Linked DNA regions of Homo sapiens: region 2 is linked to region 1. Evidence: chromatin contacts called from ENCODE Hi-C or POLR2A ChIA-PET data. All regions are on one chromosome and are shown on one strand. The core of a region is the stretch at or near the end of the contact, and the rest is flanking DNA. Distances in the headings are between cores, read along the strand shown. Region 1 overlaps LCLAT1 (lysocardiolipin acyltransferase 1). Region 2 has its middle 140 kb from the start of CAPN13.

The links. A loop is a pair of places that touch in the nucleus more often than their neighbours do. ChIA-PET counts read pairs that join two places held with the same protein, here RNA polymerase II (POLR2A). Pooled maps may share reads with other maps.
Region 2: a loop to region 1 is called in a map of PC-3, with 2.1 times the contacts of the local background. The contact joins two enhancer-like sites. A Hi-C loop is called at or near these places in 2 of 168 maps with a recorded cell type or tissue (PC-3 and gastrocnemius medialis) and 1 of 50 pooled maps. POLR2A ChIA-PET finds 5 or more read pairs at or near these places in 2 of 52 experiments (IMR-90 and activated CD4-positive, alpha-beta T cell).

What each region holds. Positions count from the first base shown.
Region 1 is chr2:30,508,310-30,513,608 of GRCh38, forward strand. The region is part of intron 1 of LCLAT1 (lysocardiolipin acyltransferase 1); the gene reads left to right. Among named protein-coding and RNA genes, the nearest start is that of LCLAT1, 64 kb to the left of the region's middle. Within about 2 kb of position 2,927, at least 11 of the 41 ENCODE cell types and tissues checked have a DNase peak (open chromatin) inside an H3K27ac peak, as active enhancers do; they include gastrocnemius medialis, where a contact is called at or near this core.
Region 2 is chr2:30,663,789-30,669,087 of GRCh38, forward strand. No RefSeq gene overlaps it. Among named protein-coding and RNA genes, the nearest start is that of CAPN13, 140 kb to the right of the region's middle. Within about 2 kb of position 2,908, at least 15 of the 41 ENCODE cell types and tissues checked have a DNase peak (open chromatin) inside an H3K27ac peak, as active enhancers do; they include gastrocnemius medialis, where a contact is called at or near this core.

The DNA of each region.
Region 1 (5,299 bases), core at 1,677-4,176:
TTTCGTTGCAGTTACTTTTGGTATCTTTGTCATGAAATCTTTGCCAGTTCCTATGTCCAGAATAGTATTGCCTTCCGGGTTTTTATAGTTTTGAGTTTTATATTTAAGTCTCTAATCCATCTTGAGATGATTTTTTGTATATCGTGTAAGGAAGGGGTCCAGTTTCAGTCTTCTTCTAGAACCATTTATTGAATAGGGAGTCCTTTCCCCATTGCTTGTTTTTGTCAGCTTTGTTGAAGATCAGATAGTTGTAGGCGTGATGCCTTATTTCTGGGTTCTCTATTCTGTTCCATTGGTCTATGTGTCTGTTTTTGTACCAGTACCATGCTGTTTTGGTTACTGTAGCCCTGTAATATAGTTTTAAGTTGGGTAGCATGATGTTTCTAACTTTGTTCTTTTTGCTTAGGATTGCCTAAGCAAAAAGTGAAGAGCTCTTTGGGCTCTTTTTTGGTTCCATATGATTTTTAAAATAGTTTTTTTCTAGTTCTGTGAAGAATGTCATTGGTTGTTTAATAGGAATAGCATTGAATCTATAAATTACTTTGTGTAGTATGGCCATTTTAATGATATTGATTCTTTCTATCCATGAGCATGAAATGTTTTTCCATTTGTTTGTGTCATCTCTGATTTCTTTGAGCAGTGTTTTGTAGTTCTCCTTGTAGAAATCTTTTCACCTTACTGATTAACTGTATTCCTAGTTATTTTATTCTTTTTGTGGCAATTGTGAATGGGATTGGGTTTTTGATTTGGCTTTCAGCTTGACTATTGTTGGTATATAGGAATATTAGTGATTTTTATACATTGATTTTGTATCCTGAGACTTTGCTAAAGTTGTTTATCAGCTTAAGGAGTTTTTGGGCCAAGACTTTGGGTTTTCTAGATATAGGTTCATGTCATCTGCAAACAGGGATAGTTTGACTTCCTCTCTTCCTATTTGGATGCTCTTTATTTCTTTCTCTTGCCTGATTGTTCAGCCAGGATTTCCAATTCTATGTTGAATAGGAGTAGTGAGAGAGCATCTTTGTTTTGTGCCAGTTATCAAGGGGAATGCCTTCACTTTCGTCCATTCAGTATGATATTGGCTGTGGTTTTTGTCATAGATGGTTCTTATTATTTTGAGGTATGTTCCTTAAAAGCCCAGTTATTGAGAGTTTTCAACATGAATGGGGTGTTGAATAGTATAGCTGTCCAGTGGGAATATATTTTGTTTCTAAATTCACCATGTGTTGTCTCCATATTTCAGGATTAGGTCAAAGCAGAATACTTTTTTTTTTTCTTTTTAAGGCAGAGTCTCATTGTCTCCCCCAGGCTGGAGTGCAGTGGCCTGATCACTGCAACCTCTGCCTCCTGGGTTCAAATGATTCTCCTGCCTCAGCTTCCCAAGTAGCTGGGACTACAGATGCATGCCACCATGCCTGGCTAATTTTTGTATTTTTAGTAGAGTGGGGTTTTGCATGTTGGTCAGGCTGGTCTCAAACTCCTGACCTCGAATGATCCACCCGCCTTGGCCTTTCAAAGTGCTGGGATTCCAGGCATAAGCCACGACGCCCAACAAAGCAGAGTGCTATATGACAGATAAAATCAGTGTCATCAGCTGATGTGGAAGCCAAATGTGGCAGGGAGAGCAGGAATTTTATTAGCACATGGTCAAGAAGCCAAGTACAGATTAGGATTTGTGCCAGGTTCACCTGGACACTCTATTCTTGACTCAAACAGATGGTTTGTTTAGTAGCAAGGATTTTGGTGATAACAACTTTCAGAGAGTCTTCCTTTTGTGCCATCCTCTCAGAATTTGGACCGAATGCCTTCTCTATCTAATGTATAGTTGTCACCCTGAAATCTCCCTTTCAGGATCATCCTTCTTGACCTCTCATCTATGATGATCTCTTACTTGCTGTATTTCAGATCTCCCTTAGTCTTTGTTTACTTCTTTTAGTGGAGCCCATTTTCCAGTAGCTTCTTTTTAAAAGATTGTATGGGAAGTCACTTTTACACCTGGCATGTCTGACAGTGTTTTTCTACCAACTACTCTAACACTTGCTACAGGGACGGGTTGGAAATAATTTTCTTTAGAATCTTAAAGTTTTTGTTCTGTTTTTGTCTTGCTCCTGGTATTGGCTGCTGAGATGTTCAAAGCTGGTCTAATTTTTAATCCTTTGTATGTAACCTGTTTTTTCCTTTCTAGAAGGTTTGTGGAACGTTCTTTGTCTCCACTCTTCTGTAAGTTACAGTGGTATTCCTTGGTGAACATCTGTTTTCATCCATTATCTTTGCTATTAGTAGGCTCTGTTAATGTGGAATGTCATTTTCTCCGGTTCCGGGGAATTTTTTTGAGATTGTTGTTGCTGATTTCCCCCTCTCCAATTTCTCACAACTCTTTTTGGCCCTTGTATTACTGGCATATGGGACCTCGTGTCTTGGCCCTTTCATATATTCTTTCTGCTTTCCATCTCTTTATCTTCTGCTGGGCTTTTTGGGAGATTTTTTCTCAACTTTATTTTCTAACTCTTTGGTCGTGTATAATTTTTGCTAATCATTTTTGCTGTTTTAAACTTTCAGTAGCTCTTTTATTCTCTGGATATTTCCTTTCTTCATTTTATTTTCCCACAAGAACATGTTATTGTTTCCTGATTGCAGTATTTATTGTCTTTTTGAAAATGTTAAAGATAGTTTTCTTTGAAGTTTTCTTTTCCCCTGAATAGTTTATTTCCTTCAAGTATACTTTTTTTTCTGTTTAATTTAGTCTCTAATGTCATGTTAGAGTGTTTGCTCAGAAGTCTCATTATCTGTTCCTAATAAAAAATGGGTGATTTAGAAAGCCAGTAGAGGCTTGCACGTAGGTGAGGCTTGTGAACTTTGGGCTTTACTGAGGGGTGATTTATGTGGGCTGTTTATTAGGGAATCCCTCAATGTTTCTGTATTTTCGAACTCCTGACCTCAAGTGATCTGACCGCCTCGGCCTCCCAAAGTGCTAGGATTACAGGCATGAGTCACCGCGCCTGGCCTGTTTCTGTATTTTTGTCTTTCCTCATAGCCTGGTCAGACATCCCAGAGAGTACACTCCTGTCTTCTGCCTAGGACTGTGCTGTTCAATACTGTGGCCACTACCCACATGTAGCTATTTAAATTGAAATATAATTAAGTTAAAAATTCATTTCTTCAATGGCACTAGCCACATTTCAGATGCTCAATAGCTACATGTAGCTAATGGCTGCAGTTTTGGACAGCATAACTAGGGAACATTTCCATCATTGCAGAATATTCTATAGGACAACTGGCATAGGACCAAAGATCTTGTTGCCAGCCATCTGAGAGCTCATCCAGGGAAGATGGTCTGAGGTTTTAGCATTCAGGATTCAGCATGTATATGGTCACTTAATCCCACTGTTCTTAGAGTGGTGACCATGCCCTAAACTGTGCATTTCCTAATTGGGAAACTCTGTTTTACCTTCTCTAGAGAATAGACATGCAAGTTTATGCTGCGGTAGGAGAGGGACAGTTACCCAGAGGTGCAGAGAGAGAAGGGAATCTAGGAATCCACCTGCCCCTCACTCATTACCTAATCCTCTTTATTTTGGCAAACTGCCATTCATCTCCATTTGCATCCAGCAGTACCTGATGCTTCCGCCTCCTAGGCCTTAGGAGGATTCTGTGGGTTTGTTTTCAACTTTTTCCTCTGCTGGCTTACACTTTGTCTTTGCAGGTCAGCCAGGATAGTCAACATTTGGCTTTCTGCTTTCCAGCTTTTAAAATGTTGTTCTTTTTTTGGTTATTCTTTGTAGGTGTGGGATTTTTAGTGTGTTTTTTGAGAGAGCACAATTAGATATTTCATCTTAATATGAAACTCTTCAGACCTTTTTAGTTTTGTTTTTAGTTTTTTGGAATTCTTATTTTATTTCATGACACATTTGTTTTTATCAAAATTAATAAATTTATGTAAGCAAAAATAGAAAAAATTAACCACTGTATAATGTATATATAAAAGGTTATCATATTCTAGATAATGCTTTGTAACTCCTCATTTTCCTTATGTTGATATTGTTCTGCTGGATGTCTTCTCTTTGCCCTCTGGACACGCTCTCCATTCTTTTCTTTTGTCTGCCTCAAGAGACCCAGGGGGCACACTTTTCTCTTATTTCCAGTTGGGTGAGGTCAAGGGGAAGGAAGCCCTCGAAGGAGATAAAAGGGTGGATGGAGATTAAGGAGAGGATATTTATCTCCAGATAGCCTCTTTGTGGCATAATCTTGAGTTTACTATGCCCCTCTGTTGAAATCAGACCTATTAATACACCTAGAAATACATGTACTCACATACACAAATATACATAGATGTACACATTTTTAAAAAATTTGGCTTAAGGCAAAAATGGGATCATGCCATCTATTATATTTTGCAATCGGTTTTATTTACTGAATGTCAAGGATACCCAGTCATATCAGATGATGTGAGTTTCCTTATTCTCTTGAATGCCTGCTTAGTATTTCATAATAAATGTTAAAATAAATGTTCCCCCTTCTCTTATTGGTAGGCTTTATTATTGCCCACTGTTTATTATTACAAATTATACTTACATGAACAATGTTGTATCCATTTCTCTGTGTACTCCTATAAATATTTCTGCGTGATAGAGTTCTTGAAATATAATTATTAATTAAAAATGCACATTTCTGTCTTGACAAGTACTGCCTTATTACTAACTTAAAGGGTGGTACTTAATTTACAGTCTTAGTAGCAGGATAGAAAAATACATTTGTATCTATAGCCCTGCTAATGTTAAATATTGTGAATATTTTCAGTTTTTCTAATGAGATAGAAGGAAAATGGTACTTTAATTTATATTTTACTGATTACTAATGAACATATTTCACAAAAGATGTGTTAGGGTTTTTCACTGGAAAATTTGTTGAATCTAAACTGAGTTTAGATTAATTATTAATGTGTAGTTATATATAAATATACTGTTTGCTACATTTAACTATATGTATTTAAATATATAAATATCAATAAATATATGTATATATAAGTCAGCACAAGTTAATTTTCATTTTCCTGCATTTTTGGAAAAAATGGGGAATTTCTAGGGTTCCCTAGTTACTAGAGTAAAAAATGCAAGAAGTGCAACTTTAGTATAATGTAGTTGAGTGGTTTTGTGTGTACTTTATTGACCCCTAGTCTCATGAATGAATGAGTTTGCATTTGCTTAAACAATATGCTTAATTCATTATATGCTTTTATTATTCATTATTTACTTTTTGGCCTTTAAACTCTCTGCAGTTTTGGATTCTTTTCTCTGTGAAA
Region 2 (5,299 bases), core at 1,658-4,157, 160 kb after region 1:
ATAGACAAAGTTGGGTTCTTGCATCTTGTGAAAGTCTAAAAGGTCTGGCAATTTGGGGTCTCCATTCTCTTGCAGCTATACTTAGCTATAGCTGGGCGGTGGCTGCTCCTAAGCAGGACAAGCATCCTCCAATCTGCCCCAGTCCTCCCCATTCCCTGTGGTGGCCCTTTTATCAACTCAACCTGGCCTGCAACCCTTTGGTCATCTACCTGCCCTTCATGGAGTTTGTGGTCTCTACTGTAGACCCTGAGGAGATGCCAGCGATGCCAATGGATGGTGGGAAATTCCTGCCTCATTGTGTTTAGGAAAATATTTTGAGCACAGTGAGAAGTCTGTAGCTTGGAGTCAGTAAGGCCAGTGAGGTGTTCTTGAAAGAGTCCTTGTGGAAAACGAGATATCCAGAAGGCCAAAGCAGGGGAAGCAAGGAAAGGGCAGATTGGGAAGAAATTCAGAAGTGTGACTGGCTTTGATCATGGATTAGGTGAGGAGAGTGAAGAAGAGGGAGAAGGAGCTGAAGTGAACTCCAGGATTTCAAGATTAGGATTCAGAGCAGAAGGTAGAGTCATTCAAGGAGGTAGATGTGCGAGGCAGTGCTAGGCTCTGGAAGGGGATGGTTGGCCCTGCTCTGGCGTGTGCAGTTTGAGGTTCTGGGCAGAGACTGGAGACTCAGATTTGTGATTCTCTGCAGAGATGACATTCATGGGGACAGGTGTGGTCAGAAGGGCCCTGCTAAGGGAGGAGGTGGAAGGGAGCCATGGTTCCTCACTGCTCCACTGGCAAGCTCAGCTCCCACCCTGAGACATTCATCACAGCTTGTGTTGTGAGGATTCCTTTCTGGAGTTGTTTCCTCCCCAAATCTGTATGTAGAAATCCTAACATGGTATTCACTAATGTGAGGGTATGTAGAGGTGGGAGGTGATTAGGTCATAAGGTTGGGGTGGAGCCTTCATGAATGGAATTAGTCCTCTCATAAAGGAGACACCAGCGAAACCCCTCACCCCTTCAGCCATGTGAGGACACAGCGAGGAGATGGCCACCTCTGAGCCAGGAAGTGGTTCCTCAGCCAACACTGAATCTGCCTGGATCTTGGACTTCCCAGACTCCAAAACTGTAAGAAGTAAATGTGTGTCATTTAAGCCACCCAGTCTGTGGCGTTTTTGTTGTAGCAGCCCAAACAGGCTAAGACAATCTTCCTAAGCACATTCTTTACCTGAAAATATGTGTCCTTCAGGGGCACGGCGATGGCCACCACTGCTTCTCAGGCACAGACGGGCAGAGGGTGTGGGCCAGGCTGGGCCTGAGTCACACGGAATAATTTCGTCTCTTGCTCCTCTGAAGCATTCCTGGGGGATGGGGTGGGGTGGGGTGGGGCTGAGTCATTTGAGCCCCTCCAGCAGATGGTGGAGGGCAGTGAGTCACAGCTCTGGTTCTCAATCAGAAGCAGAGTAGAGGCCTGAAGAGAATGCATCTATGGCCAGGTCTGGGATGCCCAGCTTGCTGGTAACTGCCTCTTAAACAATGACAGTTGTGGCTGCCACTGTGGGAAGCTTCACTGTTGAGACTTTCACATGTGTTTCCTCACTGGATCTCAGTTTCTAATTATACCTTCCTTTGTGTGGATATTTAATGGTCGTATCCACACTAGACTGTGTGGGAGCAAGGACTGGCTCTAGTTTTGCTCATTGTCGGATCTTTGGCATTGAATCCATTTAAAATGGAAGACTGAATGAACACATTAATGAATGGCTCCATTTGGTGTTAAATTTTAATATAATGTATGTGTATGTGTAACCTATTTATAAACATTTACATGCTATTTCATACATGGAATAACTTTGGAAAAATAAGAATATACCAGACATGAAAATTGAGCTTGACTCCTAGAAACAGAGGCTGGGGATTCCTGGGTGATAGGAAAATATATTTTCACTTCATGTGTTCCTGTCTCTCCCCCATCATCCTGCTTTTACAATGAGCAAAAAAAGTTTACAGAGTAGATTATACTAATCGCATTGTTCCACAACTCTCTCTTCCACTGAACCCAATATGGGGGGTATCTTTTGTGTCTGTCAGCCTGGCCTTGATTTTGCATCCTTATGGGCTGCTGATCCACATTCCAGCTCTCTTCAAGCCCACTCTCTGTTGGGTGGACTCCACACTTGGGTTTGGGGATGCTGGTTTGCCCCTCACCTCTTGGGTGCTGTATCAATTTCTTGAGGAGGCATGGCCTGCATTACAGCTGGCTGGGATCTGGCTATTCGAAGTGGACGAGGTGGGAAAGTGGCAGAAGTGAGTGCTGTCCTGAGGACCCCAGACAGATGAAAGATGCAGTCCAGGCTGAGTAAGGGGAGAAGTCAGAGTCCAGTAGAGCCAGAAAGCTGTGGGGTGGTGTGCACTGTGTGCTGGATGATCCTGATGGGCAGGCTGGGGCTTCCAAAAAGAGGGAGGACTCTGTCTAGCTAGGCCTCTTGGTCCCTGATGCCAATGATGGATGGTTTTTTTCACAAGCTCTACAAATCCAGAGCCAGTCTTTTCTGCCAGTTTCCCCTCCTGCAGACCTTAGACAGGATCCAGATCTCCCAGCCGTTGTCCAAGGAAGCTGCAGGCAGGAGACAGTGGACGTGCTTGAGAAACTTTAACTTGGGAGTCACAAGACTGGGATACAGTCTTGGCTCTACTAGTTACTCATGCAACCCCTCTGAGCCCTGTTAAATTGAACTAAATTTGGCCTGAGGCTGCCTTCCTACTTTGAGTTCATACATAGCAAACTGCAACTTAACTTTGTATGTAAACAAACTGCAACTTCACTAAGAGTATATTCCTGTAACAAATAGCTGAGTTTCAGCCAGTTAGAGCAGCTGAGCTTCAGCCAATCACAGGCTACCAACTGATCAGATCATGTCCTTATAAGGCAAATGCCCAGCTGTAATCAGTCAAGCGTTCTGTGTGTCACTTCCTTTTTCTATCTGTAAATACTGCCTGCTCACGTTGCCAAGTGTAGCTCTCTGAACCTCTCCTGGTTCTGAGGACTGCCTAATTCATGAATCATTATTTGTTCAAATACACTGCTCAATTTAATTTATCTAATTTTTTTCTCTTACCAGCCCAAATTGACTTCCATTATATCAGGTTTTAGGATATATTCACTTAATAGCATGCAAAGTGGTTTCATATGATTATTTTAATTTTCCTTTCTATGTTTACTCCGCCTGTTTCTTTGTTATTTGTATCTTCTTTTTCATTTCTCAATTTACTCTTTTCAAAGGACCAGCTTTTGGATTTATGTATTGGTACTATGTTTCTCTGTTATCAAATTAATTACTTTGTTTTTATATTTTCCTTCCTGCTGTTTTTCTCTTTCTGAACTGAATCTTATTCACCTGTTTTATTATTTTTTTTTTTTACTGATTTTTCCTCTGAGCACTGCTTTATTTATATCCTCATTGGATTTAACGTGTGTACTTTATTATTTTAATACACACACTTAATTCTATTTGTTTCTATTTTCCCCTTTACCCTAAGAGTAAGGAGTTTATTAATTTAGAAAGGAGTTTATTAATTTTCAGATGAAAAGAATGTTTTTATTATATTGTTATTCATTTTTAATTTTATTACATTTATTGTGACTAGACTATTTATTGAGGTTCTCTTTGTGGCTTAATGTAAGGTTTTCATGAGTGTTTATCTTCACTTGGCATTGAAAAGGTGTGTTCTCTATTATTAGGATACAGTACTTGCCCTGTGATCTTACTAAGGTTGACTATAACTTGACCTATTTCTTTTTGTTTGTTTTCTTGATCTGCCCTAGACTGAGACATAAATTTAAATCTCTTATTATGTGTGTTTATCAATTTCTCCCGATTTTTTCCATAATTCTTACTATATAAAATTTGCTACTGTGTTGACTGCCATGTTCATAATTCTTACATCTGAGTTGTAAATTACAACCCTTGGCATTATAAAGTGTCTTTGTCTTGTATAGTGATTTCTGAACCCTCCCTTTCCTTACATTAACTTCATGAATCTTGATTTTTTTCATCTTGGCATTTACCTAGTGTGACATTGCCCATTCTTTTATTTTCAGCCTTCCTGAATCATTTGGTTTTAGGTATGCCTTTTGCATGGTGCACAGAGTTTGGTTTTGCTCTATGAGTCTATCTGAAATCTTCTTAAGAGGTGAATTTAGCACATTTACATTTATAGATATGACAAATACATTTGTTTAGGGTTTTGTCATATAATTTTTTTTTTTTGAGACAGGGTCTCACTGTTGCCCAGGCTGGAGTGCAGTGGCCCAATCTCAGCTCACTACAGCTTCTGCCTCCCAAATTCAAGCAATTCTCCTGCTTCAGCCTCCCAAGTAGCTGGGATTACAGGTGTGCCCCACCATGCCTAGCTAATTTTTTTTTTTTTTTTTTTTTTTTTTTTTTTTTTTTAGTAGAGACAGGGTTTCACCATGCTGGCCAGGCTGGTCTTGAACTCCTGGTCTCAAGTAACCTGCCTGCCTCAGCTTCCCAAAGTGCTGAGATTACAGGTGTGAGCCACCATGCTTAGCCTTGTCATATAATTTTATATCATGTTTCTTGTTTTTACTTTTAATTTTTACTTATCTTTTAGTTTTTTACCCTGTGGCTTTTATTCTTTTATTTATTCTTTTATTCTTTTTTCCCTTTGTCCTTTTTTTTGTGTGTGTGGTTCTTCTCATGTTAAGAAGGTGAATTGTTGTTGTTTTTCTAGTATTTACCTTTAAGATTAAAGCTTTATGTATGGCCTTAGCTTTCCTTAGGCAGAATATATTAGTTCTTTTCTATAAACAAGAATAAAACTAGCATGCTTCCTTTTCCCTTTCCTCTACCATGCTCTCCTGGTTAATGAAATTATCTTTTTGCATTTATCTTCACCAGGTTAAATATGCACATACTTCTATTGCCTAACCAGTTTTTTTAATTATCACATGTTACAGAGAAGGCAATTAGCAAAACTTACTTTGTTTCCAATATTTTTTACCCCTCTTCTTCACTTAAAATAATTGTATTAACTATATATTGTCAGAACAGATTTTTATATTTTGACTTGTGACTCACATCTCCATTGTTCCTTTCGTTTTTATAGTCCTGCTCTCGAGTTCACAATAAACAGCTTCAAATAATATTATACCATTAAACATGTAGTTTAAGAAGCTCAGCACAGTGTAATCCCATTTCCTCCCTCCCATTCTTTATGCTATTTTTGTCATATATTTTACCTGTTGTAAAGAGACTTTTAAAAGGAACAAAACGTCTTTTCTATTTATCCCCAT